Regions from separate parts of the Homo sapiens genome. Here region 2 is linked to region 1. A link is a loop called in an ENCODE intact Hi-C map of the cell type or tissue named here. Cell type or tissue: B cell. All regions are shown on one strand. Each heading gives the region's core, and the rest is flanking DNA. Links, peaks and the distances in the headings are about the cores only. Region 1 overlaps ZNF148 (zinc finger protein 148). Region 2 overlaps ZNF148 (zinc finger protein 148).

Region 1 (16,461 bases), core at 3,583-11,582:
TCTTAATACCCAGTAAAAAGCTGTCTAGTAAAGCAAGTTACCTGCTGACCTTTTCACAGACGTGAAACTGTAAACACAATGCAGTTCAACAGAAGATTTGTAAAAGAGGAATAAGAAGAAAAACGGGTGTCCATCATCAGCCTTCGGCGGCCCCCCCGCTGTCTGGCGGACACTTGTTAGTGGCTGCGGAGAAGCCACTCACAAAGTTTCCCATCCCGTTGAGGGAAGGGGTCCTGACTGCGCCAGCGGGGCAGGCCCAGAAGGCGCGGTATCTGGGAGGTCCGGCCGCCGCAGACGACCCCGCCGAGGCCCAAAGTGCGCCAGCTTCTCCGCGCCCCTCCGCCTCCTCCTCCTCCTCCTCCCTGCAGAGGGGCGCACGCGCACAGACACACGCACGCACGCACGCACTTACACACAAAAGGAAGTCATGGAAGGTGCTGGTCCCTGCATACAGGCACACTCGCGCGGGACACACACACACCCCCCAAAAAGAGGCGTGCGGGGTTCGCCAGACGGTGGGCAAAAGCCCGTCCTCCCCCCCTTCCAGGGCCTGCTCACTTCAGGGAGCGCCCACTCGCCCAGCCACGGGCCAAGAGCGCACGGACCCAGGCGGGCGGCAGCCCACCCGCCACCACGCAGCTCCACTTCGCTGTTCCACAGCCACCAACCGCACAGCCGGCACAGTCCCGCCCGCGCAGCTGGCCCAATCGGGCCTGGGCTGCAAAAGCCCAGGGAATATGAGGGCTCCCTACTTCCAAGTTTCTTTAATAAAAATATTACATTTAATGATGCTTGTCAATATCCTCACCTCTACAAACCAAGGCCTGTTTAAGCCCCTTTCCTTAAAGAACCAGTTATCAATAGTATCCAACAAAACGCTGCAGAACACAGCTTTGTATTATCACACAGCCTGACAGTAAGAAATCTCTTTCAGTAGCCTCCGCCTTAATCCTTCCTCTTACTCTAACTTTTCCACACCCTAATTTACTCATTTTAGTTTTTTCTTGCCTTGCTTGTTTTATATTGTTCCCAAAAGAAATCTTCTCTAAACCATCTTTCCATTTTACTTTTCTAATACTTGAAGTAACAAGCTTCATAAATCGGACCGGCGCGGGGACTCAGGCCTGTAATCCCAGCACTTTGGGAGGCTGAGGCGAGCGGATCACGTGAAGTCAGGAGTTCAAGACCAGCCTATCCAAAATGGTGAAACCTCATCTCTACTAAAAATACAAAAAATTAGCCGGGTGTGGTGGCGGGCACCTGTAATCCCAGTTATTCAGGAGGCTGAGACAGGAGAATCGCTTGAACCCAAAAGGCAGAGGTTGCAGTGAGGCGTGATAACGCCACTGCACTCCACTCTGGGCAACAGAGCAAGATGCCATCTCAAAAAAGAAAAAGAAAAAAAAAAGCTTCATAAATCACTTCCATGATATCTCCCACTTTAGCTATTCAAAATCTCTCCACAACTTTTATAATTTTTTATCAGCTCCTACCAAATCAATACATAAATAACTTTCTCAAACACTGCGTTTTTCTTGTCTGTTCTCATTTCCTCAAAGCTAACACTCTCCAACTTACACAAATTTGCCCCAAACTGCCATCAAAGTTTGTGCATCTATTCCAGAAGCCCCTATGGCTACAGAAAAATCTGTTTCCTAGGCTCGTCCCCAAAACCTTGAAAATGACCTTTCCAAATATTCTGTAACAATTCATTTAACTCATTCATAACTCAAAACTAGTTCCACTACTAGTCCCACTTCCCTTAAAACTAATTATACAACCTAATCAAATAAACAAATTTTAATATTATATGTATCTACACATACAGGTGTGTACATATGACAAGTACACATATACAGGGGCCTGCAGAACAGCAAGTGTGCATTTCATTCTAATCTCTTGGATATTGGCTCTTCTCAATTTTACAGGGAAAACTTCTCCATGCCACCCTAGATGTTCAAAGGTCAAACCCCTGTATTGTGAAGACATTTATCTATGTTGAATTAATATAGTTATCATTTAAAACACACTTCTCTCCATGTCTACTATAATCCTTCCCATCACCTTCTTTAAGATACTCATCATTGGCCTAACCCACACAATCCACCCAAATATTCAGAATATGCTCTCCCTCAACAAGGTCCAGTCTGAGGCACATCCTAAAAACAACTCTAGACTGAATCAGGCAGGGCTGCTACATGATGGTACAGCCAAGTTTCATGAGTTGAGCAAAGTGAGAACCCTGGGCCCTCTCAGGCCTTCAACACTCTGAGTCTCCAGAGATCTTTCATTATTAAATTTGGTGGCTAAACAGATGTAGAAGTTAAGGCAGGAAGAAAGTGATGAAAGCCCAGGGCTAAATCCTGGAACTAATCCTGAAGCAAAGCTACACTAGGATGGAACACCAATACTACGTATTTTGTGCCTTGTCATATTTTTCTCACTGCCATTTCATGTTTCTACATTAAATATGCTTTCTCTCTCTCTCTCTGAAACATGAACATCAAAAACTCTGATATGGGCCATGCACAGTGGCTCATGTCTATAATCCCAGCACTTCAGGATTATTAAAGTCATTATAGACAAAAAAGAAAGTAAAGAGTCCACTTTAGTTCCCTTAGGACATCTCATTCTTACCATGTGCCCCATTCTTCCACATTTTACCCGAATCTCTTTACTTATGCAAGTTTTTGCCAGTTTTTGCAAACAGAAAACATGATGTGGTTCTCAAGCACACAAATAGAGATCTCAATGTCTCTATCACTGACAATATTTTTTTAAAAGCTGGCATGACATACTGCCACCTTTTATCATGGGTGGCATAGACTGTTCTTATTTGCACAGAGAAAGAATAGGTTTCTGACATCAGTTATTTCCTGCTCACTTCAGCGAGCGCCCACCTGCCTGCCCTGCCATGGGCCAAGAGCACACAGACCCAAGTGGGCGGCAGCCCACCCGCCACCATGCAGCTCCACGCCGCTGCTCCACCAGCTGCTAAGTGCACCGCCAGCACAGGCCCGCCCATGCAGCTGGCACAACTGGGCCTGGGCTGCAAAAGCCCAGGGAATACAAGGGCTCCCTACTTCCCAGTTTAATAAAAATATTACACTTAATGATGCTTGTCAATATCCTCGCCCCTACAAACCATGGCCTGTTTAAACCCCTTTCCATATGTTCTCTCCATATTTTCTCTGCTGCAAGCTACTCTCTCCTCTCTTATGCCTACAACTTCAACTTCCTCATTCATTTCCAGTCCATCTATTTACCAGATCCTATCAGCTTCTCCATGTTCTATTGTCAACAAACAATAGAACATCTTTTGTCTTTTACCTTCATCTTTTTTTTTAGACAGGGTTTTTGTATTTTTTTGATTTTTTTAGACAGGGTCTCACTCTGTGGCCCAGGCTGAGCGCAGTGGTGCAATCATGGCTCACTGCAGCCTTGACTTCCAGGGCTCAAGTGATTCTCCCACCTCAGCCTCCTGAGTAACTGGAACTATAGGTGTGCACCACCATGCCCAGCTAATTTTTTATTTTTGTGTAGAGACAGGGTTTCCCTATGTTGCCCAGGCTGGTCTCGAACTCCTGAGCTCAAGTGATCCTCCTGCCCCTGCCTCCCAAATCACTGGGATTACAGGTGTGAGCCATCATACTCAGCTTACCTTATCTTTAATACACCTCCACCTCATCTTTTGTTTCCAATGTCTCATTTCTTAACCCACAAATATCTTTCAGCTAAATTTATATCAGCATATTACACATGAATGGTTATGATTTTGCAAGTATTATTTATTTTATAAACAAACTGTTGGGAGGCCAAGGAGGGAAGATCGCTTGAGACCAGAAGTTTAAGACCAGCCTGGGCAACATAGGAAGACCACATCTCTTTAAAAAAAAAAAATTAAAATTAAAATTAAAAAATTAAAAAATATATATATACATATATATAGAAAAGAAAAGCCAGGTATGGTGGTACACATATGTAATCCCAACTACTCAGAAGGCTGAGGCAGGAGAATTGCTTGAGCCCAGGAGGCAAGGCTGCAGTGAGCCATGACTGGACCACTGCACTCCAGCCTGGGTAACAGAGAAGACCCTGTCTGAAAAATTAAAAAATAATAATAATAAGAGAACTGGTAAATGTAACAAATCTAGCTATTTTTCTCAATTCCCGTGGCTCAATGATTCCAATCACTATCAACTCTTGCCCAATTATTGTGACCACCTGTCTCATCTTACCTGGCTTTTCCTGGACAATCTGCTTCTCTCATGACTAGCTATATCATTCTCCTACTCCTTCAGCTTGATAAAAAAGGACTTGCTGCTTCTTGCTCCCCAGGACCACTCCCTGTTATCCTATCACTAAAAAATCGCTTGGGAGTCACATTACTCACTGAAACCATTCCTTCTGCAACATCTACCAACCTCCAGAACACCCTCCTATTTCCCCTACCCAATAACTTCAATTCTGCTTGCTCCCAAATTCAGCCATTATTCTCAATGACTTCAACAAAGATGCTCAAGAACTTTCTACACCCTGACCTTCAAAAACTCCTAAGACCTTCATCTGCACTTCAGCTAGCCACAAAGAAACAAAACAGAGCCATCAACTGAAAAGTGCTAGGCCGGGTGTGGTGGCTCACGTCTGTAATCCCAACACTTTAGGAGGCCAAAGCAGGTGGATCACTTGAGGTCAGGAGTTCGACACCAGCCCTGGCCAACATGGTGAAACCCTGTCTCCTTTAAAAATACAGAAAATTAGCCGGACATGGCGGCTCATGCCTTAATCCCAGCTACTTGGGTGGTTGAGGCAGGAGAATCACTTGAACCTGGGAGGCAGAGGCTGCAGTGAGCCAAGATTATGCCACTGTACTGCAGCCTGGGTGACAGAGCGAGACCCTGTCTCAAAAAAAAAAAAATAGTTACAATCCACTAGGATTGTAACTTCAGAGACCACCCCCCTTTTCTTTATCCACAACTACTTTATGTTCTAGTTGTAGACCTGCTCTTTACCTCCACTTGGCTTTATTGTCTCCCTATATAATTTAAACCTGTCCAACAGCCATTTTAACACTGTCCTCTCCAGAATATCATGACCTTCCATTATTCTCACTATGCATCTCCCCAGTGATAGACAATCCTCACCATCTGTTTTCTCCATGCCCACGCACTGGGTGTTAAGCACCACCAGAAAGCTATGAAATCTTCCACAACAGATTTATTCTAAATACAACTCTCCGTCTCATTGACTAATCCAAATCATTTTCATATTTAAATCCCTAATTCCAACAAATACTCGAACCCTTCTATAAAATTCCCTCAAATCACACCTTCTCCACCTGTAATCAAATCCTCTTCACAGCTTCTAAAATGCTGTAACTTCATCCATCTGTTACTTCTTGCCTCCAGTTTTAGAATAAGAGTTGTTGTTCTTCCTTCTCAAACTAAACTTCTTTAATCAATTCCTGTATTTATTGCTTCCATATTCTTCCAACCCACTCAGTAAACCACCATGCACCCTGGTCTCTGAACTGCTCTCTTGAAGACCACAAAAAAAAACAAAAACTAAAAAATCTATGTTCCAAATCATATGATCCCCCACCAAAGTCCTTACCCTTTTTTTGTTTTTGTTTTTGTTTTTTTTTTGAGACGGGCTCTTACTCTGTCACCCAGGCTGGAGTGCAGTGGTTCAATACCAGCTCACTGCAACCTCCGCCTCCCAAGCTCAAGTGATCCTCCCACCTCAGCCCCCCAAGTAGCTGGGACTACAAGTGCGCGCCACCACACCCAGCAAAGTTTGTTATCTTTGGTAGAGATGAGGTTTCATCATGTTGCCCAGCATGGTCTCGAACTCCTGAGCTCAAGCAATATGCCCACCTCAGCCTCCCGAACTGCTGAAATAACAGGTATGAGCTACCATGCTTGGCCAGTCCTTACCCTCTTTTTGGCAATGACACTTAAGCTACCCACCTTGCTTTATGTCACTGTAATGATTCTACTCTGACCTCTCTGGTTGTTTCTTCTATCTGAAATCACTGCTGCTCTTCCTAGCCCAAATTGTGGATATTTTCCCAAGGTCTGACCTGGAGCCTCCTATAATTCTCAGCCACTGAGGGTCTCATCCCTCACCACTGTTTCTACATTTTCATTCTTCATATGGCTGTCTTCCCCCAGCTACCCAAAATAATCTTTAAACCATCACCCTCTCCTACAATCCAATTTACTCCTGAGGAATTAGAATATATAATGATTTCTTTTTAACTAGAATTGGAATGCATAATGATTTCTTTTTAACTAGATTCTTCAACTATTACTTCAATTAACACTTCAATTATCAGTCCAAATAATTTCATAACCGTCAGTGCCCTAACTAAATCCAAAATTAGTAGCTATATAATTATCAACTCTATGTATGTATTCCCAACTCTATATTGGACTTCTTTTCTTAGCTCCAATCCAGTACTGATGCCTCACACACAGGTCAATGTGTCTTAAAACCCCAAAACAGTTCTGCTAAGTGATCTAATAATTTCTACTAATGGCACCATCAATCTCAGTCACCCAGATTAAAAGCCCTAGAGCTTTTCTTCAGTTTTCTTTTTCTCTACTGTTTCCCAAAAGCCTATCTGCCATCAAACCTTCCCATTCTTTCTTTGAGGTATTTCTTATAGCTATCCCTCTCCTTTTATTCCCACTATGACTACCCAACTTATACCCTCAATACTTCACACTTTTTTTTTTTTTTTTTGAGACAGGGTCTCCCTCTGTCACCCAGGCTGGAGTGTAGATTTCAGCTCACTGCAACCTCTGCCTTCTGGGTTCAAGTCATTCTCCTGCCTCAGCCTCCCGTGCACCTGGAACTACAGGCATGTGCCACCATGCCCCGCTAATTTTTTTATCTTTGCAGAGACAAGGTTTCGCCATGTTGCCTAGGCTGGTCTCAAACTCCTGAGCTCAAGCAATCTGCCTGCCTCAGCCTCCCAAAATGCTGAGATTACAGGCATAAGCCACTGTGTCCAGCCTACTTCACACTTTTTCCTAACTTTGTCTCCCAGTCACCAGGTTCTCTTCATTACAAAAAGAGAAAGGTCACCAGATTAGTATTCTTAAATAGTCTCTTATTTACCCGTTCAAAAATCAACACTGGTTCTCCACTGCATACTGACTTAAGTTAAAACTCCTCAGACTTCAGCCAGGTATGGTGGCTCATGCCTGTAATCCCAGCACTCTGGGAGACCGAGGTGGGCAGATCACTTGAGGTGAGGAGTTTGAGAAAAGCCTGGCCAATATGGCAAAACCCTGTCTCTACTAAAAATGCAAAAATTAGCTGGGCGTGGTGTCACATGCCTGTAATCCTGGCTACTAGGGCGGCTAAGGTAGGAGAATAGCTTGAACCCAGAAGGCGGAGGTTGCAGTGAGCAGACATCGCACCACTCCAGCCTGGGTGAGTGAGACTCTGCCTGAAAAAAACAAACAGAACACCTCAGACTTCAAAAAACTTGAAACCATCCAATAATCATGGAATAGATAAATACACTGTGGTATATTCATATGATAGAATACCACACAGCAATGAAAAAAGAATAAACAGCCAAACATAACATGGATAAAACTCACAGACATGCTCCTTGAGAAAAAGGAACTAGACACAGAAATTGGGTTCCACTTATACAAAATTCAAAAACACACAACACTACTCTGTTATGACAAAAGTCAGAATAATAGTTATTTTTGGTTGGATGAGATATCAGCTTGGAAATGGCACATGAGGCATCCTTCTGGAAGTCGGAAATGTCCTGTATATTGAACTGGGTGGTGGCTACATAAATTTATACCTAAGTGCCCTTAAGATTGGAGCACTTTACTGTATTTATCTCAATAAATACATTTTCAAAATCCAAGTTAGCCTGAATTTTTGAGATAGTCTGCCTACTTCCCAGCTTTATTTCCCTCCATTCCTCAACATGAACCCTAAATTATAGCTAATCTAGACCACCAACCCCTAAACATGTCCTGAACTTTGCTCACTGTCACTCATATCACTCCTTCTTCTAGGAAAGCCAACCCTCACCTTCTTGCCTATTATCTTATTTATCCTTCAAGGTCTAAGCTTCGCACCAATTTCTCCACAAAGCCAACCTTGAACAAACCTGCCACAGTACTTGTGTCATAGATGGATGTGTATGTTTTGTCCCTGGATAAATTCCTGAAGAACACGGACTGTGTCATATATAAACATGTATCCTTCACACTCCCTACCATAGAACCTTGCACATGGTAAATATAAAAATATACCCTGAATGAATAAATTCTGGCAGTCCATTGCATACAGTAAATATAAAAATATACCCTGAACGAATAAATTCTGGCAGTCCATCAAAGTATCCTCCAGTCTAACCCTCCTTCTCACATCCACCCATCACTGCTTCTACTCACAATTCATCCCACAGTCCACGTATTTAGTTTCTATCATTCAACAAATAATTGAGCACCTACTACATGAAAGAAACTAAAATTATACTCTAATGTACTGCACTAAACTACCCAAAAATATAATCCAATTTCAGCTGCTGCCATTTGAATATTTCTACAACTCTAAATTTCCAGTCAGCCAGGCATGGTGGCTCACACCTGTAATCCCAACACTTTGGGAAGCTGAGGGAGGGGATCACTGGAGCCCAAGAGTTTGAGATCAGCCCAGGCAACATGGTGAGACCACATCTCTACAAAAAAAATTGAAAATTAGCCAGGCGTGGTGGTACATGCCTGTGGTCCCAGGTACTCGGAAGGCTGAGGCAAGAGGATCACTTGAATCCACGAGGTAGAGGCTGCAGTGAGCTGCTGCGTTCACACAACTGCATTCCAGCCTGGGCAACAGATCAAGAGCCTCACGTTCGTTCATTCAATAATAAATAAATAAATAGCATATTTCTAGTCATCTTCCCCTCTTCCCTACCTCCAACTGCATTCCACTTCCATATTCTAATCCTACTGCTATCAAACTAATTCAAGCCCTTCTTAATATCTCCAGTAGCCACCTAACTGGTCTTTTTGTTTTCTAACTGGTCTTTTCACATACAATCTTACTCTACCACCACATTACCCGCAATCTACCCAGTAAGGTATAGCTATTGCCAGCTATCTAATATACGGTCCTTGGCTCAATTCTCTACTCAGAAAAGTTCAACAGCTATACACTAATGATTTCTGCTAACATACTTTAATCATATGTTAACATACTTTAATTCTCACATCCTCACCATAACCCTTGCCAGGAAAGTATGATTATCAATTTTATGAGAAAATGGAAACTCAGAAAGGAAATAATTCTCCATAATCATACAGTGGGTAAACAGAAGAGCCAAGACTAAAACCCAGCTTCTGTTTGCTTACCAAGCACAACACTACATCATATCAAATACAAACTACTTAGCTTAGCTTTCAAGGCCATCCATTTTCAACCCAACCCCAACTGACTCTCCTACCTTGTATTATACCTTATTCATGAACTCTCTGCGTTCCAAACTATAGATTGTGATTAATTATTTTGTCGGTCATGAAATCAGTTTAATGAGTGACAATCAGCTTTTTTTTCTTCCCCCTTGGCCAGCTTTTTTTCTTTTTAGTCAAACAAAATAGATAACATCCAACTGCACCTGCCACTGTTAAGGACAGTTACTGTATTATGAAACTTCTTGTTTTACCCACACACAAACATTCATACATGCATATATTAGATAGAAGTGTGACATGTATTTCTTACTATAGGTCATAGTTTAAAAATTAAAACCTAACTCACCATTCCCCACATCTCCTGGGCTTCTCACCTCCAAGCCTTTGCTTACGCTAATCTCTCAGGCAGGAATGCTCTCTTTCAGTAATCTTTGCCAATCAAAATCCTATCAATCCAAAACTTAAAAAAAAAAATCTTATCAATCCCTTCAAAGACTAGCTAAAATTCCACTTTTATGCCTTTAAAGTTCTGTCTCAGGTTTTCTCCTAATCAAATGCATTTTCTGCCTTTTAAATTCAGTAATATTTGGTATATTTGTGACTCACAGATATATTTGTGATTATAGTACAGGTATTTGTGCACAAGTCCAGCTGCCCTACCACAATATAAATCCCAAAGGTTTTATTCCTGACAGCAAAGCATTATATGCTTTTGCATATAACAAATGTGCATTATCTGTTAAATAAAGCTCATCCCATCATTTTCTGAAACCTTGTTATAAATCAACATAATTTAATAACTTCTACTATATTCCAAACTTCTGTTGACTCTTATCCTTCAAATAGCCTTACCATCTTCCTCCTCAAAACAGCCGTCTCAAATAATCCTCTTTACCCTCCATCTTCTCATGCTTTCCTCCAAAGATAGCCTGTCATATTTCAGTAATCTTTTCCCTCCTTCAGAATCATGCTTTCTATCAGATACCACCTTTCCTTCCCCATCTGCTTATCTTCTACCTTATTCCTAGTTCTCTAACACCGATACACATTGATCTATATTCTTTAAACAGATTTTTCTTTTCTTCATCATCTCTTTAACCAGATTTATTGAATTATTTCAATTCATTGCTAGTGCATATAGTTTGGCAGCCCTGTTAAGTCCTTTGTAGAAAAAGGCAGGTTATGAATAAATGAAAAAGAAACATAAAACATATAGACAATTCAGATCTCCTAAATTATCTCAAATATCTCATTCATTCATTCATTCATTCATTCAACAAGCTCGTGTCTACTGGACACATGCCCTCAGTTCTGTCTATTCTATTCCGTAATTCAGAAAGCAGCTTTGAGAAAAGCATGCAGGAAAATGCCAGGATAACAGGGCCAAGTTGACTCATGCTCTTCTCTCATGAAGGCCAAGTAATTTGTGGGGTACAGGCTCATAAAAGAACAACTAAAAGTTACACTATACGAAGACGGAAAACAGACCCCATAGTTGTTTCAGGGGGCTCAACATCTACCAACAAATGTGAATCTGAAAGGAACAAACCAGTAGGAGTAGCTAAAATGAAACAGGCAGAAAGCATTCAGACAAAAATAGATCCAGACTCTAGGTTCACTTTAGGGCTGCAAGAGGAATTTGGAGTCATTTAGTTCCTCTCTGAGATCCCTAAGGAATCTTTTCAAATATAAGTATGGTTCACTTAAATCATTTCACCAAACCTTAGCCAATGTTCATTTCTCCATTCCCTGAACTCCTACAGCACTTACTGTCTGTAAAACTCATTTGTGAACTTAAACTATCTTGCTCAAGGTAATAAAATTATTAACAAACATACTCAGAATTTATTTCATCTGAGAAAAATGAGTTTTTAAAAAATTTATTTACACATTCAAATCAGTATGGTCCTCTTTAAAATAAGTTACTTTGGAAGGCTACCACTTACTCATTTATTCACTCCATCCATCCAACCATCTGATGCACTCAACCAACATTTATGTAGTGCCTAACTAACTACATGTGAAGCTATCACCCCTGTTCAAAATATTTCCAACTTCCTCCTTGGGAGTGTTTTCAAAATCAGCTAATAAGTCAACCAAGAAAATTATTCCCGTTTCTGTGATTAACTGGATTTAAGGCAAAACTATTTTTCATTCACTCTATTTGATATTGACTAACCTTCAGCATTTCTAAAAATCAAAATTTCAAAGTAAAAAGATCTGTCATCAATAAGACCATTCAGAATAAGATTATACCATGTATTATTTAAAAGTGTGCCTCTTGGCCGGGTGTGATGACTCATGCCTGAAATCACAGCACTTTGGGAGGCCAAGGTGAGTGGATCACTTGAGGCCAGGAGTTCGACACCAGCCTGGCCAACACGGCGAAACCCCATCTCTACTAAAAAATACAAAAAATTGCCAGAAGTGGTGGTGCACGCCTGTAGTCCCAGCCACTCTGAGACTGAGGCAGGAGAATCGCTTGAACCTGGGAGGCAGAGGTTGCAGTGAGCCAAGATGGCGCCACTGCACTCCAGCCTGGGTGACAGAGAGAGGCTCCATCTCAAAAAACAAACAAACAAACAAAAGTGTGCCTCTTGGGCTCGGCGCAGTGGCTCACACCTGTAATCCCAGCACTTTGAGAGGCTAAGGCAGGCAGATCACCTGAGGCCAGGAGTTCGAGACCAGCCTGGCCAACATGGTGAAACCGTGTCTCTACTTAAAATACAAAAATTAGCTGGGTGTGCTGGTGTGTGCCTCTAGTCCCAGCTACTTGGTAGGCTGAGGCACGAGAATCAGTTGAACTCAGGAGGCGGAGGTTGCAGTGAGCCAAGATCACACCACCGGACTCCAGCCTGAGTGACAGAGTGAGATCCTGCCTCAAAAAAAAAAAAAAAAAAAAAAAAAGCCATAGAAGCCTAGAAAGAACATTCTAGGGTCATTTTAATACATTTCCAGATTTCCCACACTAAAACTCTCCAGAAGACAAAGAATACTGCAACCTCAAAAAAAAAAAAAAAAAAAAAAAGTGTGCCTCTTGAAGGGATTATGAACTCCTAGCAAACAGGGACCATGTTTCGCTCACCTTTATAGACCCCTTCCCCCAACAGCACACACTAGATACTCAATAAATAGGTAAATTCTATAGAATTGTACTCAGAAGTTAATTCAGAAAAGGTGTTCTAAAAACATTCTGAACACTGCTACTGAAAATGACCACCGAAATATAAAAGTTCTTATCTGGAGATATAATTTTGATATTTGTTTTTAAAAATCAACTTTCTGAAATCTTATACCATTACTGAATTATTTCACAACTGTCTTTCTCTCTCAAAAGAATGTAAATACTACTTTGGGATGCCAAGGTGGGAGGATCACCTGAGGTCAGGAGTTCAAGACCAGCCTGGCCAGAATGGTGAAACCCCACCTCTACTAAAAATACAAAAATTAGCTGAGCATGGTGGCACGCTCCTGTAATCCCAGCTACTTGGGAGGCTGAGGCAGGAGAATTGTTTGAACCCAGGAGGCGGAGTTTGAACCCAGCAGTGAGCTGAGATCGCACCACTGCTCCCCAGCCTGGGCAACAGAGCAAGACCCCGTCTCAAAAAAAAAAAAATTGTAAATACTACAAATTCCTTGAGAGAAGAAGCTTATCTGTTATTTTTACTATCCTAAAAAAGAATTAAATCAGACAGTCCTAAAACAGTCATTTATGCCTGAGGTAAAAAAAAAAAATCTAAATTAAACCAGCACCCTGCTACAGACCAGATTTTACTCCAGATTAAACTAGCTTCAAATTTAGAAGAGACCCCTTGGTCCCACCTCTTCCAAGTTGTTACAGAACCACTGCAATTCCATTCTAATCCAGTCTGTCTTCTTCCCTTAAATCTAAAGGTCCTCTCCAGATATCCCTTTTGTCCTTCACGCTGTCAAACACACACACACACAGTTTTGCCTACAATACCCCCAAAGTACTCAGCAATTTCATACAATCCCACTATTATCACTAACAGTGAACACTACTTTCTATCAGTCATTCAACAGGTATTTATTAAGCACTTAAGAATCAACCTGCTGTTAGTTTCCCTAGAGACTACAGGAAGTCTCTGCTCTAGAACAGGTTACAATGTACCATTTGCAAAACAAAGAGAATAATTGTCACAAATACAAAATTTAGCAATACATAAACTACATGTGAATACTGTTACTACTGAAAGTAAGGAAGACTCTCAAGAGTTGCCATTACTTAGACTCCCAAAAAGAAGTGGAGTAATTATCTTTCTAATCTCCCAACATCCACCATAGTGATTTGCACCTCATACACAAATTTCAAAAACATTAATATTTTATGACTCTAACCTAACAGAGGAGATTGGGCCCAGTATAGTTTTTTCCTACCACATTCCCAACATATTAGTGACTTAAACATGCTAATTTCCTTAAAAATGACAAAAATTTTAGTCTCATCACCATAAGGTAAACCTCCTTCACATTAACTATATCCAAATCCCCCTCAAAATTCTTTACCTTTTCTTCAGCCTCCTCAAAATGTATCACCACCTCCATCAAACCCTGTTCCTCATCCTCATCCTCCTCTTACCACATTTCCCATCTCTCCCTACTACATCCCCCCAAAAAACACATGTATATGCCAATCCATTACCTCCTAAAAATAAAAACATAAGAATTGTGGCCGGGCACGGTGGCTCACGCCTGTAATCCTAGCACTTTGGGAGGCTGAGGCAAGCAGACCACTTGAGCCCAAGAGTGCAAGACCAGCCTGGGCAACATGACGAAACCCCGTCTCTATAAAAAATACAAAAAAAGTTAGCTGGGAGTGGTGGCTCATGCCTGTATTCCCGGCTACTTGTGGGGCTGAGGTGAGAGGATTGCTTGAGCCCAGGAGGTGGAGGCTGCAGTGAGCTGGGAACATGCGCACTGCACTTCAGCCTGGGTGACAAAGTGAGACCCTGTTTCAAAAAAAAAAAAAAAAGGGGGGGGGGGGGGCAGGGCGAAGTGGCTCACGCCTGTAATCCCAGCATTTTGGGAAGCCGAAGCGGACAGATCATGAGGTCAGGAGATCGAGACCATCTACAGTGAAACCCTGTCTCTACTAAAAACACAAAAAAATTAGCCAGGTGTGGTAGCGGGCACCTGTAATCTCAGCTACTCAGGAGGCTGAGGCAGGAGAATTGCTTGAACCCAGGAGGCAGAGGTTGCAGTGAGCCGAGATCGTGCCACTGCACTTCAGCCTGAGCGACAAAGCTAGACTCCGTCCCAAAAAAAAAAAAAAAAAAGAATTGCCACAGAACCCTAGAAAAAACATTCAAGGGTCATTTTAATGCATTTCCAGATTTCCCACACTAAAACTCTCCAGAAGACTGTCAAAGAATACTGCAATCAGGCCGGGCGCGGAGACTCATGACTGTAATCCCAGCATTTTGGGAGACGGAGGCGGGTAGATCACGAGGTCAGGAGATCGAGATCATCCTGGCTAACACGGTGAAACCCCGTCTCTACTAAAAATACAGAAAATTAGCCGGGCGTGGTGGTGGGAGCCTGTAGTCCCAGCTACTCGGGAGGCTGAGGCAGGAGAATGGCGTGAACCTGGGAGGCAGAGCTTGCAGTGAGCCGAGATCACACCACTGCACTCTAGCCTGGGTGACAGAGCGAGACTCCGTCTCAAAAAAAAAAAAAAAAAAATACTGCAATCTGGTAACTAATTCCAAGATGAACAACTATCATTGTCAAGCAACTCCTCTTCATCTCTAACAAGCAAATCTTACACTGCAAAGATGGTTCCTACAACATGGTCTTTCTGATAGGTCCATCCAAACTTCTCTTTATCATCTCATCCAGCATTTTTAGTCTAATTGTCAATGTTCTTTCTACTTCAGGAAAGCCATACCTAGGCTAAATCCCTAAAATACAATGGGGAAATCAAGAGATACAGCCTAAGATTGTTGGATTCTAAAATCAAGGTTTAAGCATATTATTTAAAAATATAAACACACTGAATAAAATAACTAAAATAAATATCAAAGGTCAGAAAGGAGGAGAAAGGGGATAATGTCAATGACACATTCATAAACATCTTCTGACTCCGATAATGTCATTTTGATAAATCAAGAAATAATATTATATGCCCATTACTTGGAGACATGGAAAAAAGCATGGTAAGAAATACAAAATTAATGCTTAAAAGTAGCAGCCTCAGTAAAGTGGAACTGCAATAGGCAGGTGAGACAGGGGCTGCTGTTTTTCATTGTAAGTTCCCTCAGAACAATTTTATAATAAAAGAGTAGAGGCCGAGCACAGTGGCTCACGCCTGTAATCCCAGCACTTTGGAGGCCAAGGCGGGTGGATCACTTGAGGTCAGGAGTTCGAGACCAGCCTCACCAACACGGAGAAACTCCATCTCTACTAAAAATACAAAATTAGCCAGGGGTGGCGGCAGGCACCTTTAGTCCCAGCTACTTGGGAGGTTGAGGCAGGAGAATTGCTTGAACCCGGGAGGTGGAGGTTGCAGTGGGCCGAGATCACGCCATTGCACTCCAGTCTGGGCAACAAGAGTGAAACTCCGTCTCAAAAAAATAAATAAATAAAAATTTTTTTAAAAAGGGTAGAAAGACAATAATGACATATTTAAGTGCATTCTGCTTACAAAAATTAAAAGAACAGATAATATACAGTGCTGGTGAGGGAAAAGGGAAGGAAGACTAGCCTTCTCATGCCATGATGACAATAAAATTGAGTACAGCATACTATGTTTAAAAAAGACCTGGCCAGGCATGGTGGTTCACACCTGTAATCCCAGCACTTTGAGAGGCCAAGGCGGGCGGATCACTTGAGGCCAGGAGTTCGACACCAGCCTGGCATGGTGGGGTTTCACATAGTGATGGGGTTTCACCATGTTGGCGAGGCTGATCTTAAACTCCTGACCTCAGGTGATCCGCTCGCCTCGGCCTCCCAAAGTGCTGGGATTACAGGTGTGAGCCACCGCGCCCAG
Region 2 (16,461 bases), core at 3,980-11,979, 54 kb before region 1:
CTTATGTATGGCATGCTTATCAAAAAAGCATAAAGCACATACATTAAAATGTTATGAGTGACTGTATCTGGGTGATAGGGGTATGGTAGGGTATTTATTCTAGAGATGAATACCTATATTCACAGAAAAACCTGCACACAAATGTTAATAGCAGCTTTATTTTTAATAACCAAAACCTGGAGACAACTAAAATGTCCCTCAATAAGTGAATGGTAAACTGCGGTACATTGGTGCTATGCAACACTACTACAAAACAAACAGTAAGAAATTACTGATACATGCAACAACCTGGACGACTCTCAAGAGCATTACGTTGAGTGAAAAAAATAGTCAATTCCAAAAGGTCACATCCTGTAGGATTCCATTGATACAACATTCTCAAAAATGACACAGTTCTAGAAATAAACAACAGATTAAGGATATTCAGGGGTTAGGAATGATGGAAGGAAGAGAAGAGGTGTGACTATAGGGGGTAGCACCAGAGAGATCTTTGTTATCCTGGCTTAGTTCTGAATCTTGATTGCTTTGGTGGTTACACAAATCTACACATGCTGCAAGGGTCCCCAACTCCCAGGCCGTGGACCAGCACCAAGCCGTGACCTGTTAGGAACCCGGCTGCACATCAGGAGGTGAGCGGCCAGTGAGCAAGCAAAGCTTCATCTGTATTTACACACTGTCCCCACTGCTTGCATTAATGCCTGAGCTCTGCCTCCTGTTAGGTCACCGACAGCATTAAATTCTCATAGGAGCTCAAACCCTATTGTGAACTGCACATGCAAGGGATCTAGGTTCCCTGCTCCTTATGAGAACCTAATGCCTAATTGATGATCTGTCACTGTCTCCCATCACTCCCACATGGGATGGTCTAGTTGCAGGAAAACAAGCCCAGGGCTCCTACTGACTCTACATTATGGTGAGTTGTATAATTACTTCATTATATATTATAATATAATAATAATAGAAATAAAGTGCACAATACATGTAATGCTTTTGAATCATCCTGAAACCATCTCCACCCCCACCCCATTCGTGGAAAAACTGTCTTCCACAAAACTGGTCCCTGGTGCCAAAAACGGTTAGGGGTTGCTGCATAAAGTACTCAACATGGGATACACTGTCGCAATGTGAATTTCTTGATTTTGACATTGCAGTGTATTTATATAAAATGTAACAACTGGGAGAAATTGGATGAGGGATGGAGGGGGTCTTCTCTGTACCATTTTTGCCACCTTCCATAAATCTATATAATTTTAAAATAAAAAAATTTTTAAGTAAAAGGATAGATTTTTGTCCTTTTCCCCTTCCTGCTCTTGCCTATCCTCTTATCCTCCAGGAACCAGTCAGGTCTAAAGCCATAAGCTGGGGCCAAACAAGGTGTCAGATACCAGACAGAAGGAAGAGGGCTTCTACATGGGAGGATGGCCCAATATAAGATGTCAAAGACCAAGCAGGGTGAGGTGGTTCTCCATATAGAGGGGCAGCTCAGCATGAGGTGCTGGAGCCCAAGCAGCATAAGGAAGAGTCTAGATTGTGGGAAAAGGGCAGCCTGGACCACCATGTCAAAAGCTAAGTGGGGTGAAGAAAGTATCAAAGAGTGGATGTAGACCAGTGCAATGTATCTAAGTAAGAGTGCCATAAGGAGGGGGTCTGCTTGGTGCTAAGGTCTAGTTCAAGTTGTCAAAGCACATGTAGGAGGAGAAAGGTATCCACGCAGGGCAGGGGTAGCAAGTACTCCTGTGAGGCTTACAAGCCTAGGAGCATCTGCATTAGGGGTTAGGATAATAAGAAAATAAGTAAATATGCTGAGATAACAAGCCAGGTTTCTCACCGTCTAATGTACTCTGCTGGACTTGTAATGGGAGGTAGCAGTAGGAACTCATGGTTTTCAATATTGATAGATATGGAAATTATAGAAAGGAATATGTGCACTATATGTAAATGTACATCATTATATACATACATACATTCTCTAGCTCTGTCCATTGAGAGGCCTAGGAGCAGCTATATCCCAACTGCAAGGAGCAGCATGTTCAGCACCCAGACCTTGGCTTCTAAATACCATTCTCCACTAAAATGAACTAGGGGGTCCTTGGAGAAATGGCTGACTCCAGAACTAAAGCAGAAAAAGGACAAGATAAGCCTAGAACATAATGTGCCAAAAAGCAAAGAAGTACTCAACGACTGACGAGATATGTCCAAGAACATAAAACCTGCTTGAAAAGGCTTCTGTTAGCCAAATCTTAAACAAACTGAGTATTAAAATAATCACAGTAATAGATTTTAACCCAGCAAATTTTTAAAAACCCTAATTCCATATTGATAAATAAAGTGTGATAAGGAATAACTTTATAGCAGCAAAGCCTGGAAGGTATCAATTGATCAAAGTGAACCATCATCTGAATGACGGCAAATAAAACTCAGGTGCTGCCTGTCAGAATGCAATGGCGAGAAAACACAGCATTATTTGTACAATATTCCTGCCAAAGATGCTTAACTTAAATATCCTAAGGAGGAAAAAAAATCAGGTAAGGCCTGAGGGACATTCTACTAAATAAATGTAAAATATAAATTCCAAAAGTGATGAATTAACCCAGACTAACAAAAACTGAAGAACATGACAATTAAATTCAACATGTAATTTTGAACTGAGTCTTTTGGCTAACAAACTTTAACTGCTGGACTTTAGCAGCTCTCTCCCAGTAACTAACAGAACATGTAGTTCAGTGAGTACATAAAAGAGTTAAAGAATACAATTAGTGGCCGGGCGTTGTGGCTCACACCTGTAATCCCAGTACTTTGGGAGGTGAAAGCAGGAGGATCGCTCGAACCCAGGAGTGTGAGACTAGCCTGGGCAACATAGTGAGACTCTGTCTCTACAAAAAAATTTTAAAATAAGCCTGGCATGGTGGTGTGTGCCTGTAGACCAGGTAGCTCAGGAGACTGAGTTGTGAGGATTACTTGAGCTCAGGAGGTGAAGGCTACATTAAGCCATGATCACACCACTGCACACCAGCACGGGCAAAAAAAAAAAAAAGAAAAAAAGAAAAAGTGAATACAACTAAACAACTTGACCTAACTGACATTTATAAAATAATCCAACCAACAATAGCCAGAATACACATTCTTTTCAAGTACACATAGAACACTCACCAAACAGATCATATGCCAAGCACTGAAACAAGTCTCAATAAATTTAAAAGGGCAGAAATCATACAGCATATATTTTCTAACCACACTTACTAGATATTAATGATGAAAAGATATCTGGAAAACTTCAAAATATTCAGAAATTAAGCAAAACACTTCTAATTAACTCATGAATCAAAAAGAAATAAAGGAAGTTAGAAGTATCTTTAATTGAATTAAAATGAAAAAATATATCAAAAGCTATGCTGAGAAAAAAGTTTGGAGCTTCACATGTTTAGGTCAAAAATGAATATCTAAAATCAGTCACCAAACTTTCTACTTTAAAAAGCTAAGATAAGAAGAGCAAATGAAAACCAAAGTAGTAGAAAGAAATAATAAAAAGTAAAAATGAACAAAAGTTAAAGTGAATAGTGAAAATCGATAAAACCGAAACTTCACTATTTGAACAGACAATGAAAACAAGTAAATCTCTACCCAGTCTAATTAAGAAAAAGAAAAATTATTATACCAATATCAGGAATGAGAAAAAAGAAATCACCATTGATCCTTAAAACAACAAAAGAAAATATTAATAGAACTTTGGTCAATTAAACAATTAAGAAAACACAATTTACCAAAACTTATTCAAGAAAAAATGTTTAGTATGAATAGCCTACTTATGTTTTTTTAAATAAAATTTGTAATTTAAAACCTTCCCACAGGCTGAGGTGGGAGGCCACTTGAGCCCAGGAGTTCAAGACAAGTCTGGACAACATAGTGAGACCCTGTCTCTACAAAAAAAATTTTTTCTAATTAGCCTGATGTGATGACATGTGTGTATAGTCCCAACTACTTGGGAAGCTGAGGTGGGAGGATCATTTAAGCCTAAGAGGTTGAGATTACAGTGAGCTGTGACTGTGACCCTGCACTCTGCACTCCAGCCTGGGCAACAGAGCAAGACCTTGTCTCCAAAGAACAACAAAAAACCCTTCCCACAAAGAAAACTCAACTCTAGATTAGCTTTACTGGTAAAGCCTATCAAATATGTATGATAAAAATATCAATCTTACACAAACTCTTTCAGAAAACAGAGAAGGAAACACTTCCTAACCCATTTACAATGAGGCCAATATACCTAAAAACGACATAGCTATTCCAAAAAAAAAAAAAGAAAACCATGGACTAATATCTCTCATAAACATACAAATGTTTAAATTAGCAAACTGAATTCAACAAGAAAAAAGGACGATACATCATGACCAAGTGTGATTTATCCCAGGAACGCAAGAGCTGTTTAATATTTGAAAATCAGCATAATTCACCATATTAAGAGAATAATGACAGGATATTCATATGATCATTTCAATCGATGCAGAAGAAGTACTTGATGAAGTTAAATATCCATTCATGTTTTTTTTTTTTTTGAGACGGAGTCTCGCTCTGTCGCCCAGGCTGGAGTGCAGTGGCGCGATCTCAGCTCACTGCAAGCTCCGCCTCCCGCATTCACGCCATTCTCCTGCCTCAGCCTCCGAGTAGCTGGGACCACAGGCGCTTGCTACCACGCCCGGCTAATTTTTTGTATTTTTTTAGTTGAGACGGGGTTTCACCTTGTTAGCCAGGATTGTCTCAATCTCCTGACCTCGTGATCCGCCCGCTTCGGCCTCCCAAACCACTCACGTTTTTTAAACAAAGTCTCAGCAAACTAGGAAGAACACTTCAACCTAATAAAAGTAATCTATGAAAAACCTACACCTAATTCTTTTTTTTGAAACAGTCTCACTCTGTCACCCAGGCTGGAGTACAATGGTGTGATCTTGGCTCACTGCAACCTCTGCCTCCTGGACTCAGGTGATCCTCCCAATTCAGCCTCCCAAGCAGCTGAGACTACAGGTGCACACCACCATGCCCAGATAATTTTTTTTTTTTTTTTTTTTGGCAGAGATGGGGTTTCCCCATGTTGTGCAGGCTGGTCTTGAAGTTCTTAACTCAAGCAATCCCTTGCCTGCCTCGGCCCCCTAAAGTGCTGAGATTACAGGCATTAGCCACTGCACCCGGCCCCTAACATAATTCTTAATGATGAAAGAGTAAATGCAGTCCCCTTAAGATCTGGAACAAAGCAAACATGTCTACTTGCATCGCTTCTATTCATCATTGTTTTGTAGGCCCCAGACAGTGCAATAAGAAAAAGAAATAAAAGAGATACAGATTGGAAAGTAAGTAAAACATATGGACAATACAATAGTGAAGAAACCTAAGGAATCTACAACATAACTACTATAACTAATCAGTAAAGATAACAAAGTCACAGAATACATAGTCAATATAAAAAGAATCAACTGCATTTCTATATTCTAGAAAGTAACAATTAGAATTTGACATTTTAAAACATACCATTTATGATAGCATCCAACCAAAACCATGAAATACTTAAGGATAAAATTAACAAAATGTGCCCAATAACTTTACACTGAAAACTACAGAACAATGCTGAAATAAAGAAAACCTAAATAAAAGTAAAGGTGTACTACATTCATGGACTGGGAGCCATTATTGTTTAGATGTTGGTTTGTCAGTCAAGTCAATATACAGAATCAATGCAATCTCAATCAGAATCAGTTGACTTTTCTATAAAAAAAAAAAAAACAAAAACCTAAAAGGTGGATTCCATACTTTATATGAAAATGCAAAGGACCTAACATAGTCACTACAGTATTACAAAAGAACAACAAAATTGGAGGACATACACAATTTGATTTCAAGATTTACTATAAAAGATACAGCAATCAAAACAGTGTGACACTGATTTAAAGACAGACACTAGGTCCATCAATGAAAACCCACAAGAAATAAGACTTACACAAACACGTACCAAGAGAAATGAAAAAAGACTTGTACAACAATTTTCCTAACCACTTTATTCATAGTAATTGAAAGCAAGAGACAACACAAGTAACCACAAAAAGGAGGATGAATAAACAAATTTTGATATTAATTAAAATGACTAAACATTAATCAATAGGGAAAAAGAATGAACTGTTGATACATTCAACCAACATGGATGAATCCCAAAACATGTTGTGCAAAAGCAGCCAGACACAAGAGTTACATGTAACTCCATTTACATGAGGTTCTCATCAAGGACAATGACAATCTATGAAGAAAAAATATCAGAACAACTGTTGTGGAGGAATTGACTGGGAAGAATTACAAAAAAACTTCCCAGGATTACTAAAACATTTGGTATCTTGATGGATTATGGATTATACAAGTTTATGCAGTTGTCAAAACTCTGAACTACAAACTCAGAATCTGAACATTTCACTTTAAACTTTTCCTCAATTAAAAACAGAATGTATATTTTCACTCAAAAAAAATCTGATTGCCTACTATAACCCAGGTATTGAGAACACAAAATTTAAAGGCAGGATACAGAAAAAAATACCTTAAAATATAATGACAAGACAGTCTTGCAAGCAAAGAAATGCAAAGTTATTATAGTTACCATAATGAAAAATCACAAGAAAGAGACATCTTTTAAGGTGAAACATGAGTAACAGTAAATTGCCAAATAAATAATATTATAGGCATATACGACATGAACAAAAGTAACAGAAAAAACCCATAGTGGACCTAGGCAACTAAATTAATTTGATATGCTTAAAGCATAAAATGGTGGCGAAAGGGGCTGAACTACAGTTAAAAAAAAAAGTTGGATAAGGGACGGGATTATGACGGCTATTTCCGCCCATGCAAAAAAGTACATTTTAGCTGTTTAGTAATGAGGAACCACTGGGGAAGTTTCAGTAAGGGAATGACATGTATACATCTCGTTTGGAAAGATCACTGTAGAAACTATCTGAAAGATACACTGGAGAAGGCGCAGGCTACTGTCAGTCCAATAAAAATGCCAGTCTATTGCAATCTATAGACTACCTCATCCAACAAAAACAGAATGCACATTCTTTTCAAGCTCGCACGTAACATTTCACCAAGGTGGACAACATTCTGGGCCATAAAATACAATCTAACAAACTTAAGAGAATAGCAATCATATGGCGTCTGCTCTAAGACCACAACAGAATTAAACTACAACTAATAACAGAATGGTAGCTAGAAAATATCTCAAAATACTTGGATATTAAACAACACACTTCTAAACAATAATGGTTCAAAGAATTTTTTTTTTTTTTTTTTTTTTTAAAGACAGAGTTTCACTCTGTCACCCAGGCTGGAGTGCAGTGGCACAATCTTGGCTCACTGCAACCTCTGCCTCTGGAGTTCAAGTGATTCTTATGCCTCAGCCTCCCACATAGCTGGGATTACAGGTGCATGCCACCATGCCCGGCTAATTTTTGTATTTTTAGTAGAGATGGGGTTTTGTCATGTTGCCCAAGCTAGTCTCAAACTCCTGAGCTCAAGTAATCCGCCACTTTAGCCTCCCAAAGTGCTGAGATTATAGGCGTGAGGCACCACACCCAGTCCAAAGAAGAAATCTTAACAGAAATTTTAAAATATATTGAACTAAATGAAAATAAAAATACAACTATCAAAATCTATGCAATGTAGCTAATGCAGTGCTTAGAGGAAAATTTATAGTATGAATGCATATATTAGAAACAAAAAATCTAAAATGAATACGCTTCCACTTTAGGAAAGTAGAAAAAGAAGAGCAAATTAAATCCGAAACAAGCAGAAAAAAATTATAAAAATTAGAGCAGAAATAAATGAAACTGAAAATAGGAAATAGAGGGAAAAAAATCAAGAAAATCAAAAGCTGTTTCTTTGAAAATATCAATAAAATAAGCAAGCCTCTACCACTGGGCAGGGGGAAATGCAGAGTTGTTCGAACATGAGTTTCAGTTTCAGTTTTGCAAGATGAAAAAGTTCTAGAGATCTGTTGTACAACAATGTCAATATAGTTTGCACTACTAAAATGGACACTTAAAAATTGTTGCTCTCTCCTCTGCTCGCATTTTCACTCTGCCATGCCCTGCTCTGAAGAGACACCCACCGTTACCCCCAGCAAACAGGCTGGTTTGCAGAGGAAGGCAGCATGCAGCTCCGTTTTGCCCCATTCTCTGAGCAGGCCACAACCCTGACTCAGGGATCCACACAGGCCACAGGCTATGACCTCAACGGTGCCTATGATGATACAATACCACCTATGGAGAAAGCTCTAGGGAAAATGGACATTCAGATAGCTCTTCCTTCTGGATGTTACAGAAGAGTAGCTCCATGGTTTGGATTAGCTGCAAAACACTTTATTGATAGATGAAGATTACTGAGGAAATGTTGGTGCTGTACTGTTTAATTTTGGCAAAAAAAAGTTTAAAGTCAGAAAAAGTGATCGTATTGCACAGCTCATTTGTGAATGAATTTTTAATCCAGAAATAGAAGTTCAAGCTTTGGATGATGCTGAAAGGCATTCAGAAGAGTTAGGTTCTATTAGAAAGTATTAAAATTTATGCTAAGAATAGAAAATGAGAACTCATACCTTTTTCTTAAAAGAGTTTTTGCTTAAAGCATTTTGGTAAAACTTCTGTAATCTTAATAGCTTTACCTTCTAAAAGTACTGCATTTTCTTATGATCAAAGAAAAGAGTACCTCTGTTCAGATCACACAGAAATTTTTTCTGCTGATAGTTGTATGTAAATCTGCTTTGTCCTGATATAAGACAGTGTCTTTTTAAAATCAAATGTACATCAATTACAGACCCCAAAAAACCCTATATAATTTAACTTAGTAAATGATACACCAAAAAAAAGGGAATTGTTAAGACAGTAATTTTTTTAAATTACTGTCTTAAGACAAGAAAAAAAGAAAAAAAGAGAAAACACAAATTACTAATATCAGAAATCAAAGAGAGGACATCACTATAAACCCCTGGACATTAAAAGGATAATAAAACAATACTATGAACTTTGTTCCCACAAATTTGACAACTTTATCAAAATAGACCAATTCCTTGGAAGACACAATCTGTCAAAACTCACACAAGAAGAATCAGATAATCTGAAGAGACCTATATTTATAGGAGAAATCAAATCAACAATAACTTTCCAAAACAGAAAGCACCAGACCCAAAGCAGTTCACTGGTGAATTCTACCAAACATTTAAGGAAGAAATTACATCAGTTCTCTACAATCTCTTCCAGAAGATATAAGCAGAGGGAATACTTGCTAATTTATTCTATGAGACCAGCATTACCCTAATACCAAAAACAGACAAAGACATCAAGAAAACTATAGACTAATATTTCTCATGAACACAAATGTAAAAATCCTCAAAATATGATCAAATCAAATCCAACCACATCTAAAAAGAACTATATACCACAAACAAGCAGGATTTATTCCAGGTATGAAAGTTGCTTCCATATTCAAAAATCAACTAATGTAATCCATTACATCATCAGGCTAAAGAGGAAAAAGTTACTGCAATGGGCTAGGTAAAGCTGGTGAATGTATGTATCAGAGCACAACTACAAGTAGTTATCCGCTCATTCACACCATGTGCCAACACCTGGACTACAGTGAAAAGTAAGACAAAACTCCTGTCCTTATGGAGTCTACAATCCATCAGAGAAGCATCGTACAAGTAAATCACAAGTCCCTATCACAGGGACTCAACCTAGAGTCAAGAGAAGTGACAGGCTGATGATGATGGAGCACTATCTAGAGGTTATAAAACAGGTATGAAGTATGACTGAGGGTAATATCTCAAGCAGGATATATTAAAGTCCTAAAGCAAAAGAAAAAGTACATGTTAGATGAACTGAAAGGAACCCAGGTTTGATATCATAGAAAGAAGAGACAAGAATTTACATGATGGTTGTGGTTTCACTGATTATTGGGTAAAAATAAAGGTAGAAGAAGGAAAAACATATGGGTGCTTATGAAACATCTTAAATGACGTCTGAGGTAGATAGGAAAGAGTAAAGGGCTGATATACTTTAAAAAGATAAACAGATCAAGCAAGCGGAGGATACAAAGAGAACAGAGAATAGGAGCATATTAGAAAAATTTAAGAAGGCAAGAATTACAGAATTTGTAGGAAAAACCCTTGAATGTGTGATATTTTTCTAGTTACGTTGAAGATTCAAATGTTTTACTCTTTAAGGAGAAACCTAGAAGTTAGATAAAATATCTTTTAAAATTAAGCATTTAAAATTTAATACCAAAATAATCCTGAGAAATATTGTTATCCTGAAAGAAATAAGCTTCTAAAATAATATAATACAAGAACTTAATTTTGCCTTTCAAATATGATTTATGTCAATATTTTAGTATATCTATTCAAGAACACTATTTAGCCCTGAAACATTTTCTGAAATTTCTTCGATGACTTGCAGTATTACGTAACAAAAAATTATGTTTCTAAGTTTAATATCTTATAAAGGAATTACTTACAGGGACATTAAGTGCATACTGTAGTCCTTGAGGAAGTCTTTCATGTGTTTCCATCTGCTCTTCATCATTTTTCACTGTCTCCTCATGGACCATGAGTTCATCATGTGATATCATATCCTGTTGTCTCATTTCACTTTCTTGTAACACTTCATCTGCAGCAAGGATCTCCTGGTGAGGCATACTTCGATCTTGAAGTACTGAATCCTGTAGCTCTCCAGACACAGTAGACTGGCCAGACACTCCACCCATTACAACCATTGTCCTGGAAGACTGCATTTCGTCTATGCCGCCACATTTAAGAAACAATCCTTCCAGTTTGTCGTCAATGTTCATGCTTAAGTATAACTGCCTAGAAAACCAAGTTTGGCAACAAAACATAGTAAATTAGTTTTATATGACTACTTCATTTTAAATTTTCAAATTAAGAATTTGAACATTCAAATACAAAGATTTTATTGATGTACTTTGGAACTGCCTCCAATTTTAAAATTATAATACCAATATCGGTTTCCAAAGGCTGGTAGAATAAAACACAAATTTTCATTTTCATATAAAGGCATCAAATCCTAACTACTTTATTATTGAAAAATAAGCCTGACATAAAAACAAATTAGGGAAAAGTATTTGTAACATCAGTCAAGGGATCCATATTCTTTAATATATTAATAATATATTGAAATGTGTTAAAAATAGAGATGAATTCAGTAAGGAATAAACTGACAGAACATCATCAAGCAAATCATTTTTAAAAATTTAGAAATAGTCATTAAGCATATAAAAAAGAGTCTCAGCAGTAATCCAAGAAATTACCATTAAACAGCACTATCATATTTCATCTACCAAACTGATAATGACTCTTAAAAAATACATCCAATGTTGAAGTATTAAAAAAAGACACTCATCTACTGATAATAAAAGTATGTATTAGATCAACTATTTTCAAAAGCCATTTGGTATCAAATGCTATGAAACGTATCAAAAGCTATAAAAATGTACATATTCTTTGAACAAGGAATTCTACATTTTGGAATTTATCTTGATGAAATAAAAAATGTAAACAAAGGTAGACACAGAAAATCACTACAGTAGTCAATACCATAACGAAAATGTTAAGTATATTTCAGTTTAGTCACTTCTTTCCCAAATTAATCACCTAAGTAATGACCAACTTTGATCATAGTTTTCAGCAGTCAAATACCTAAGTTAAATTCCAACACACTACTGAAATCAAAATACTCTTTCCTTTACTAAGGTTATCATTAACAGAGAAAACTTTACTGAAATGAACAGCTCAAAAAAACCTTATAAACAGCAAAATACACAAATGTGTAATTCATAACTTGCTAATCTTTCTTCCCTGGTACCAGGTATTATCAACCTAGAATATATACAGTATATCTGTACAAAACATCTGATTTCACTTTTCAAAATCTTTAGGTAGTAAAGTTAAAATCTAAAGGTCAAAGATTGCTGGGTATGGTAGCTCACGCCTGTAATTCCAACACTCTAGGAGGCCGAGGCGGGCGTATCGCTTGAGCCCAGGGGTTTGAGACCAGCTAGGGCAACAAGGCAAAACCCCATCTCTACAAAATAAAAATACAATAATGAGCTGGGCATGGTGGCACGCACCTGTGGTCCCAGCTACTTGGGAGGCTGAGGCAGGAGGATGGCTTGAGCCCAGGATGTTGGGGCTGCAGTGAGCTGTGACTGTACTACTGCACTCCACCTAGGTGACAGAATAAGACCCTGTCTCAAAAATAAACAAATAAAAATAAAGGTCAAAGATGTTACATACATCACCAAATAGCTGCTCTCTTCAAAAATTTCATTTATCACATTTCTTAGAAAACAAACTAAAACTAAATGAAACAAGTCTCTTAATGCTAAAATTTCATTATTCTGTCCATTTATTTGGAAATCCTTAAGAATCAACTGGTGAAAAGTATTTGTAACATCAGTCAAAAACTCCATATCCTTAATATATTAAAATACCTTAAAAATTAGAAGAGATCAATAAACTGACAGGAACACTATCAGACAAATCACTAAAGAAAACTTAGAAACAACCATTAAATATATAAAATAACTATATTTTTATGTTTTAAATATATAAAACATTGGCCGGGTGCAGTGGCTCACGTCTGTCATCCCAACACTTTGGGAGGCCGAGGCGGGCAGATCAGCAGGTCAGGAGATCGAGACCATCCTGGCCAACATGGTGAAACCCTGTCTCTACTAAAAATACAAAAAAATTAGCTGGGCATGATGGTGCATGCCTGTAGTCCCAGCTACTCAGGAGGCTGAGGCAGGACAATCATTTGAACCCAGGAGGGGAAGGGTGCAGTGAGCCGAGATCGAGCCACTGCACTCCAACCTGGTGACAGAGCAGGACTCCATCTCAAAAAAAAAAAAAAAAATGGAGGGAGTAAATATATACATAAGTATATACATTTATGGGGTACATGAGATATTTTGATACAAGCACGCAACGTGAAATAAGCAAATCATGGAGAATGGGGTATCCATCCCCTCAATAATTTACCCTTTGAGCTACAAACAACCCAATTACACTCTTTATTTTTAAATGCACAATCAAGTTGTTATTGACTATAGTCATCCTATTGTGCTATCAAATAGTAGGTCTTATTCATTTTTTCTATTTTTTTGTGTGTGCCCATTAACTATCCCCACCTTCCCCTTCTCAGCCTCTAGTAACTATCCCCTTTTACTCTCTATATCCATGAGTTCAACTGTTTTGATTTTTAGATCCCACAAATAAATGAGAACATGCATTTGTCTTTCTGTGCCTGGCTTATTTCATTTAACATAATGATCTCCAGTTTCACCCGTGTTGTTGCAAATGACTGGATCTCATTCTTTCTTTATGGCTGAATACTACTCCATTGTGCATATGTACATTTTCTTTATCCACTCATCTGTTCACAGACACTTAGGTGGCTTCCAAGTCTTAGCTATTGTAAACAGTGCTGCAACAAATACAGGAGTGCAACTATCTTTTAATATACTGATTTCCTTTTTAGGGGAAATATACCCAGCAGTGCGATTGCTAGATTGTATGCTAGCTCAATTTTTAGTTTTTTGAGGAACCACCAAACTTTTCTCCACAGTGGTTGTACTAATTTACATTCCCACCAACAGCATAGAAGGGTTCCCTTTTCTCCACATCCTCACCAGCATTGGTAATTGCCTGTCTTTTGGATATAAGCCATTTTAACTGGAGTGAGATGACATCTCATTGCAGTTTTGATCTCCATTTTTCTGATGATCAACAATGTTGAGCACCTTTTCATATGCCTGTCTGCCATTTATATCTCTTCTTTTGAGAAATGTCTATTGAAATCTTTTGCCCATTTTTTGATTGAATTACTAGATTTTTTTTCCTATAGAGTTGTTTGAGCTCCGTATATATTCTGGTTATTAATCCCTTGTCAGATGGGTAGTTTGCAAATATTTTCCCCCATTCTGTGGGTTGTCTCTTCACTTTATTGACTGTATCCTTTCCTGTGCAGAAGATTTTTAGCTCGATGTGATTTTTTTAAATTAATCTTATGCCTAGCATCAAGCCAAAACAATAAATATTGAGGAAGTAGTAGTACTCTGGGGACAGATAATATTTTGGAAAAAAGGCATAAAGTACTAGAGTGAGAGACTTGGAACAGGAAGAGAGCACACCTTGATACAGAAGTAGTAAAGTGAAGACAAAGTGGAAATACTCCAAATGAAAAACAAATGACCTCTTCAAAAATATTCCTGAAAACCAACCACATGCAAAGAAAAAGAAATCTCACTTCCTTTTTACTAAGTTCCTTATTCCTATGGCCCCAAATTAAGGCATATATTTGGAGTTAAACTGTCTGGCCTAGAAACTGTTTTTGAAATACCCTGAAATTTCCCCAAAATACCAGCAAGTACTAAGATACCAAAACAGACTCCAATATCAATGGACACAAGGTTTTAAATAAGACAAAGTTTTAAAATGAGCTTTGGAAATATCTATCAAAATGAAAACTGTATGTACTCTTGATCCAGCAATCTCACTGCTAGGGATATACAGTATACAACCTTATGGGTTTATTCATAGACATTCACCAAAGAAGTAAGTATAAGGATGTTTGCTACAACCCTTCAATGGGAAAAGACTGGAAACAAATTTAAGCATCCATAGACAGGTGACTTGTTAAATTAATTATGACTCAGCCATACAATGGAACACATGCAGCCATTAAAAGGAATGACGTTAGCATTATGTGCTGATTCTCCAAGATACATTAAGTGAAAAAAAATCAAGGAGAACTATGTAGATAGTAAGATCTTTTATATATATATATATATATAGAGAGAGAGAGAGAGAAATACATATACACACACACATATATATATATATATTTTTTTTTTTTTCTGGTAAGAAACTTACCTGGAATTTGGAAAATGAAATAAGAAAGGATCTTCATGAAGAAGACTAATTTTGACTTTTTATTATTCCTTTTTCATGTACCAACATCTTTTCTTTCTTTAATGTTACGGCAAGCTAACAGGGTATGAGTAACAGAATTGACTCTAGGTCTTGTTTTTCTTCTTTATTTTAAAACAAAGACTTAGTGTTATTTTAAAATATGTTTCAAAGACAAAGTGAGTCATACCTCTATCATATACCTCAACCTGTCTCTGGCCAGGAAATTTTACCAGGCCCATGGAAAAAGGGAATAGGATAAAGCTACACTTAATAATGAAAGATAAAAGTACAAAAAAAAATACATTTTTATTGTCCTTGCACCTCCCTTCTATGCCATTATGGTTTTAACCTTTCCCACTTAAACTCTTAAGTGGTCTCAGTCAAAGCTCTCATGTGCCTCACTGCATATTCAAAAATCCAAATACAACAAAAGGTCCCATGCTCAAAAGCTAACACATGCCATATCCCTCCTCTAATTTCATTATTTTTAGGGAGGATCAGCCAAGTGTAAAGAAAGAAAACTGAGGTAATCAAGCCACACTAATATGTAAATAATTAACTGTCTCTTCCTGTTAACTCCTCAAAAAGCCAACTGCTTTCTAATCCAAATGTGTGTATAATTAATGGAAAGTCAGGGGCTAGGGATACTACACAGAAGAGAGGAGGAAAGAAAGAATGCTTCCTTTAAATCTTATTACTCACATGGAAGACTGATTTGGAAGGGAAAAAAAAACTAAACAATTAATTTCAGCTTCAAGGAACCTCTATCCAACTGGAAAGAAAAGAAAATACGTGGAGTAATAAGCCACTCTGAGCTCCCTGTGAAGACCCTTTATCTTGTAGAGACCTTAGGCAGCTGACACCACAGAGTACAAAATGGCAGCGCTGTTAAGAACCAAGACAGACTGGAAAATGATGTCCAAGGGCTAATTCAGCTAAGAGTGAGAGGCAATCCTTCCTCTGCACTGCAAGTTACCCAGAGCAGAGAATGATGAAAACTACAACGGAGCAGGAAAGAGAAAGGAAGGAGACCAACTCAGGCCAATTTCTCCTAAATCTCCCTTTCGCAGATTACTTCAAATTCTGCATTCTTCCCCCGCTTCCATGATTTATTCTTCCCTCATCACCATCCCTCTGCGAGAGAAACTGTCTACAGGGGTATCTAGGGGGCCACAACACAACTTCCAGTTCCATTAAATTTCCCCTCCCTGCTCCCACTCCCAACCCCCCCACACACCTAACATCCTTCCTATTGACACGTGTTTAGTTCAGCTGTGTAAAAGCCTAACTGCAGTGGCTTAGGTAACCCTCTAGTCATTTAAGCCTAGTGGCAGAGGGCTACTTAAAAAGAACGTAAATTATCTGCCATTACCTTTCTCCTGTCTACCAGAAGAAATAGCTGACTCTTCTTGTGGTCACCTTCTAATTTAATGTTTCTAATCAATTATGTG

Evidence for each region. Peaks named below come from ENCODE experiments on the same cell type or tissue, not always from the same donor. Only the 100,000 strongest peaks of a DNase experiment are listed, where the experiment ranks them.
Region 2: it touches region 1 in a loop (1.9-fold over the local background); 12 of 110 quality-filtered maps call a loop at or near these places.

Annotation. Positions count from the first base shown.
Region 1 is chr3:125,356,928-125,373,388 of GRCh38, forward strand. The region is part of intron 1 of ZNF148 (zinc finger protein 148); the gene reads right to left. Among named protein-coding and RNA genes, the nearest start is that of ZNF148, 10 kb to the right of the region's middle. RefSeq lists enhancers at 11,477-11,977, 11,978-12,478. In B cell, for the core only: no CTCF peak of the experiment used is centred there; no DNase peak of the experiment used is centred there; H3K27ac peaks cover 76 bases.
Region 2 is chr3:125,302,772-125,319,232 of GRCh38, forward strand. ZNF148 (zinc finger protein 148) reads right to left here. Exons shown (of 9, transcript NM_021964.3): 4 at 10,537-10,885. The coding sequence starts at 10,869. It also overlaps the pseudogene DUTP1. Among named protein-coding and RNA genes, the nearest start is that of ZNF148, 64 kb to the right of the region's middle. In B cell, for the core only: no CTCF peak of the experiment used is centred there; a DNase peak (open chromatin) is centred at 8,100; H3K4me3 peaks cover 665 bases; H3K27ac peaks cover 2,447 bases.